Regions from separate parts of the Homo sapiens genome. Here region 1 is linked to region 2. A link is a loop called in an ENCODE intact Hi-C map of the cell type or tissue named here. Cell type or tissue: prostate gland. All regions are shown on one strand. Links, peaks and the distances in the headings refer to the core of each region. The heading gives the core; the rest is flanking DNA. Region 1 holds the start of TBX4 (T-box transcription factor 4). Region 2 overlaps TBX2 (T-box transcription factor 2).

What was found. Hi-C counts contacts between places; a loop is a spot of excess contacts. Peaks named below come from ENCODE experiments on the same cell type or tissue, not always from the same donor. Only the 100,000 strongest peaks of a DNase experiment are listed, where the experiment ranks them.
Region 1: it touches region 2 in a loop (3-fold over the local background); 6 of 110 quality-filtered maps call a loop at or near these places.

What each region holds. Positions count from the first base shown.
Region 1 is chr17:61,451,288-61,454,187 of GRCh38, reverse strand. TBX4 (T-box transcription factor 4) reads right to left here and starts at 1,766. Exons shown (of 9, transcript NM_001321120.2): 1 at 1,611-1,766. It overlaps LOC124904042 (a long non-coding RNA gene), which reads left to right. Exons shown (of 2, transcript XR_007065872.1): 2 at 1-946. RefSeq lists enhancers at 1-154, 955-1,796. In prostate gland, for the core only: no CTCF peak of the experiment used is centred there; no DNase peak of the experiment used is centred there; H3K4me3 peaks cover 762 bases; H3K27me3 peaks cover 291 bases.
Region 2 is chr17:61,402,652-61,405,551 of GRCh38, reverse strand. TBX2 (T-box transcription factor 2) reads right to left here. Exons shown (of 7, transcript NM_005994.4): 3 at 2,345-2,491; 4 at 1,055-1,131; 5 at 783-946; 6 at 1-350. Among named protein-coding and RNA genes, the nearest start is that of TBX2, 4.3 kb to the right of the region's middle. RefSeq lists an enhancer at 1-144. In prostate gland, for the core only: no CTCF peak of the experiment used is centred there; a DNase peak (open chromatin) is centred at 1,433; H3K4me3 peaks cover 2,500 bases; H3K27ac peaks cover 2,500 bases; H3K27me3 peaks cover 1,131 bases.

The sequences.
Region 1 (2,900 bases), core at 302-2,801, 48 kb before region 2:
TTTGAGAATATCCTATCGCGTGGATTATTACTACTTTGTATCTTTAATACTGTATGGTTAAAGCCCTGCTTTGATTCGTTAGCTTACTGTTACTAAATTTGTTGTTTTCCTGTCACTGTTCCATCATTTCAGGGCCGCCTGGCACATTCATAATACTATTTCCAATATCGAGGTGACATAGTGAACAATAGGTCACGTTAATCTATTGTAATTTTTTATTCTTGCTTTGTATCCCTAATACGTTTCCGTTGCTTGCTCTTCATTTTGATTATACTTTGTCACGCTGTTTCAATAACTTCTTGTTTACCATAACTTGTTATATAATTGTTCTCAAAATTCATGTTAATTTCCCTCACATCCTTATAATACTTCTTGTTATCTAACCACAATTTGTTTTGTTAGGCTTGCTCATAACACTCCAGGTATTATTCTTCAACACACCCCGACAGTATCTTGTTACTTTGTCATTATTTGTAATGTTACAGATCTGAACTCGCTAGTTACTCATCACATCATTACTTCTTGTTATTTTGTCATACTTTGTAATATTGTTGTAGCTCTTAATACTCTGATTATTTTTCATCACATTGGTACAATACTTCTTATTACTCAACCATTATTTATAATGTTCTTGTGACTATTAATACATTGGTCATAAATTGTCATATTACTCCAGCAATTCTTGTTAATATGTCTTTATTTATATTACTATTGCTCCTAAGATTTTAGTTAATATTTCTTTTAATAGTTCACTGTAGTATCAATAATACATTATATTATTATATCACTACCACTAATAGTATTTCCCTTAATAGTATTTTCATTGTTCATCTTTCTCCTACAGTTCGTTTGCTAGTTTCCTACAGTTTGGTAATTTGTTACACTATTACTATATGTTATATTAGTGCAATTGGTTTTAATAAACAGTCCTTACATTGTTCCTCTATTTAGAATTACTTTGTCTTTAATCCTTTTAAAAATTGTGATTACTATTTTCACTTGATTCTGAAAGTGACTATGATTGTATTATTTGGAAGTTCACGTGTTATATCAGTTATGCCGATTAGCCCTTTCTTTGGTAATTGTTCACATTCCAATAATCTTTAATCATCGATCATTATTTATATATAATGTTCCTTGCTTTAATTTTGACTAGTCTATTGCATCAAAGGCTCTGAGTCTAGTGTTCTGATCACTCACATATCTACACGGATTTTCGCTCCAGTACCGGGGCCCTCTTCCTTGGCCTTGCATATTCTGCAAACACCAATTTCCAGGCCACCGCTCCGCCTGTCACGGCCTTGTTCTTAGGGTGCTGGCGCTGTCGATATTTCTATGCTCTTGGATCTCTAGACCCAATTCATCGCGTTACTCAGAGAGGAGGGCTCGTGCCCCAACTACTGGGTGTCGGGCCGAGGCGGCGGCCCGACCCAAGGCACTTCGCGCCGCCTTCCTGCAACTTTGACCGCCCCTGAAGTTCTTCCCCGGGTCGCGTGACTCACCCCTTTCCAGCTCATCCTCCTGTCCGTCCCCGCAGCCTAACCCTGAGCCCCTGTGGCCCCAGCCCCGCACGCCCAGCTCGTCCCCACTCGGCTGGAACCCACACTCACCCTAATTGCGGTGCCGCATGCGGAGGCGCCAGCGGCCCGAGGTCCCCTGCAGGTTCGGGTCCGAGGAGCGCGGGACGGCCGGGGCTCCGACTCCGCGCCGCTGGGTCAGGGTCCAGCTGCCTGCCGTGCCCTCGGGGCTGGACACATCCCGGCTCTGGAGCGGGCCCTTGATCTCCAAGGCTGCACTTTGGGGCCTCAATTCCCTCCTCCTCCCTCCCTCCCTCTGGGGCCGCCCCCCCTCCGCGCTGACGTCGCCGCTGTCAATCAGTCTGCGCCCGCTGTCCCCCGGGGAGGGGGGCTCCAGGGTTCCCCGGCGTCGCGGTCCCCAAGATCCCGAGCCCCACGCGAGCCGCCGGCTCCTCCACCGCGCGGCCCAGTGCCCTCCTCTTGGCCCTCGGGCCCCGCGAGCCGGGTAGGGGCTGGGAGCCCCGCATGGTTTAGATTAGAGAGGCGGGAAGCAAGGGCGAGCAGCCCGGCTCTCAGCCGAGGCTCGACAACCAGGAGGGCTCGCCTGGCCCCGCCGTGCCCGAAGACTAGGACGCTCCACGACCGGGTCTGGCCACCCCCTGCCGGCGCCCGCTTCCAGGCAGCGGCTTCTACGGATCCCCGGCCGCAGAGCCCCGCTCCCCAAGCCCTGCTCCCAGCTGTGCGCGCTGTTCATTTGGGAGCCCCGGTCCCGAGGTCGCAGGCGCACACGCGCCTCACAGGCCCACGCTCCGCTTCCCTACCATGCCCACCACGCGGCCTTGCACTTCCAGGCCCTGGGCACGGCCCTTCTGCTCACCCGCCCTCCTTGTCCCGGCCCAGGGGGCCGCGGGCGCTGGACCCGGCCTGGCGCGCCTCGAAGTCGGCCGCGGAGGTCAGGGGTGAGGACTGGGAGGAAGCCCGGTGGCCGGGTGCGGGGCGGCGGCGGCAGGGAAGTGCTGGGCCGGCCTCTGAGTGGAGCCGAGTCCGGCTCGGGCCTTGACAGAGCCCAGGCCGGGCTGCAAGGTGCCAGGCTTGGCAGAGCCTCCTGGGGAAACTGCGGCCCAGGGCCAGGATTCCGCGGCAGCTCCTTGAGATCCTGGAGAGCTGAAGAGGAAGCCCAATGCCTGCCCTAGTCTAGGAAGTGGAGACTGGGGAGCGTCCTGCTCCCAGCCACCCGGTTCTTTCCGCCTCAGAAACGGAGTCCCGCTCAGCACCTAGACCTCCCTGCCCAGCCTCTGAGCTCTCTGTCTCCACTTACCTCTGTTTCTCTCTGTCTGTACCTCCCACAGGACGCTGCCTTTCCACTAGCAGACGGACCCATGC
Region 2 (2,900 bases), core at 68-2,567:
GCCGGGCAGGTGTCCGGCGCCCAGGGGGGACGCACTGTCTGTCTGCACCACCAGCGGCGCCAGGCCCTGCTCCTTGCCCTCGGCCGCCTCCTTGCGCCCCTCGTCCTTCCTCCGAGCTTCGGCGCGCTCCTTCTCCAGGCTCCTCAGGCCGAACGGGCCGTCCCCGCCGCTCTCGGCCGGCTCCTTGCCCCTCTCGGGACTACGCCGCTCCCGGGCGCGCTCGGGTTCGGTCAAGCGAGTGGGGCTGGCGCTGTCTGGAGCCGGGCTGCGGCCTAGCGGCGCCCCCGCACGCTCCTCGCTCAACCGCTCAGGCTCCGGGTCGCTGTCCGCGGCGCACGACTTCTCCTCAGCTGCGGGGAGAGGGCGCGCGGATTACAGGGGCCTGGGCGGAGGCCGACGAGCAGGATCAGGGACACTCGGGAAGGGCTGCTCTCGGGGAGGCCGAGTCGGAGGAGCTGCTGGAGTCGGGCAAAGGGCAGCTGCAGGTCACCTAATCCAAGACCCCAGATTTACAGTGGAAGGAACCCAGCCCTGGAGAGGAAACCCTACAGCTATAGAATTACACGGCGCCCAAGGGGCCAGGCTCGGAGTCCGGCCGGATCTTCTGGCTACCGGGGACCGCCCTCGTAGGGGAGTCCCGGGACGGAAACCCCATCCCAGACACTCGCCGACGTTTCCTTCCTGGCCTTTCAGGTTAGCGGGTGGCTCAGCAAAAGACCAGCCCAGCGACCTGAGGACCCCCCGCCGCCACCTCCCTGTCCCTCCTCCGGTCCGACCCTCACCTCGGGCCCGGTGCAGGCGCAGCGGACTGGGCGCTGCGCCCGGGGAGGTGGGTGGTTCCCGCGCGGGGGGAGGGTCGCACGACGAGGCGTCTGACTCCGCGCCATCGCGCTCGGGTTTGCAGTGCTCCTCGTACAAGCGTAGAGACGGCAGCGTCAGCTGCTTCCTGGGGATGAGCGGATGAACCAGGTCAGCGGGGAGCCCATCCCTCCATCCCTCCTGCTCGCTGCTCCCGCGGGCACCCGCCACAGGGCTGCTGTCCTCGGCCTCTCACCTTTTCTCCCGCCGGCCGTTCCCGGTGTCCCGGAAGCCCTTGGCAAACGGGTTGTTGTCGATCTTCAGCTGTGTGATCTGCGGGGACCAAGGGGGCGGCGCTAAGTCAGGCCGTGGCTCTTCCAGCGTGGTCGGTGGCACCCCGAGGTCAGCGGGTGCTGGCCGCAGAGGGAAGACCCGGGGAGCGTCCACTTGGTACCCACCCGCCTGGGATGGGACGCCCCGAGCTGAGGCCGGTGGGAGGGCCTCGCGGAAAGCGACGGGGTCTGTCCTCCAAAAGCTTCATTCGAGGAATTATCCCTAGACAGGCCTAGACAGCCCCACACAGGCCTAAAGCAGTGCCACAGTGTCGGAACCAGCCCAAGCATGCACACCCGCCCGCGGGCTTGCGCAAGTTAAACGACTCCGCACCCGAGCAGGCGCGAACAGAGACTGCAGTTCACACGCAAGGCTGCAGGTACACACAAAGCCAAATCACACTCACGGGCTCGCACACACGCAAGTGTGCACAGACATAACAAACGCCTACGGAACCAAACGAATTCACATGCCTCCACAGGTATCCAACACACCCCAAACGGGGCACGCACAGCCCAGCGTACACCTTGGTTCACAAAGCCACAACGACCGGCACGGACACTCGTACCCTCTCTTTCACTCGACAGTGGCGCACAAGGGCACAGGCCTAGAGGGGTGATGCTCTGCCCCACTAGAACAAGGGTGGAGAAGCCGCAAGCAGAAAAAGCCCTTTGATTGGAAGGTAATTCTCTAAGCGCCTCCCAAGGGGTCTGGGGCCTAGACTGACCCAGAGCAGTAGCCAGGAGTGCTTTGGGGGGCTGTGTCACCTGTCCCACCCTCTGGCTCCCCCCGAGAGAGTGAAAACTGGGCCCCGGGTTCTGAGCATCGGTAGAGCCTGGGCAGATTGCCTCGGGCGCCCTCTCTTCACTTACATTCTCATTCCTGAGCCAAGAAATAAACGAATAAAATGTAAAAATGTCAGCGCGGGCCCGGAGTCTCAGCTAATTGTTAAGTAAACATCTCCATCAGAACGACGGCCCAGCTGTTCGCTCGCCCCAGGGGAGCCTGTGTGTGCGCGCGGTGGGATTGAGAGGGCGCCTTGAGGACTTCCGTGAGTGCTGCGCGTATGGATGCGAGGCTCGGTGCTCGGGGGCGGGCCGCAAGAGCGCGGATCCCGTGCAGGGGGCTTCGAGGGGCGATGAACGGACGGTTGGGCCTGCACGTGTTGAGGGGCGTCAGTGCAGGGGCTTAGCCCACCGCCCGCCGCGCGCACCTTGTCATTCTGGTAGGCAGTGACGGCGATGAAGTCGGTCTCCGGGAACACGTAGGTGCGGAAGGTGCTGTAAGGCAGCTTCAGGATGTCGTTGGCTCGCACTATGTGGAAGCGCGGCTGGTACTTGTGCATGGAGTTTAGGATGGTCTGCGGGGAGGGTGGGGGTCAGCCGGCAGCCACCAGCCCCGGCCCGAGCTTTTCTATTCTTTGGGTACCTGACCTCTTCCTCTCCACTTTCTCTCTCTCTCTCTCTCTCTCTCTCTCTCTCTCTCTCTCTATCGGTTCTTCCTCTTCCCCATTTTCTCCTGTCTCTGCTCTTTTCTCACCCTTATTTCTTTTTCTTCTACTTTTCCTCTCGCTTTTCTCTTTTCACAGCTTCTTTTTCTCTTGCCATTAAAAAAAATTTCCCAGTTGGAAACAGAAATGAGACAGAGCAAAAACAAAACAAAACAAAAAACAAAACAAAAAAACCAACCAAAAAACAACCCCTCCCCACAAAAGAAACCCAAACAAAATAAAACAAAACAGAGCCCTACAATTCCACTCTTAACACTCT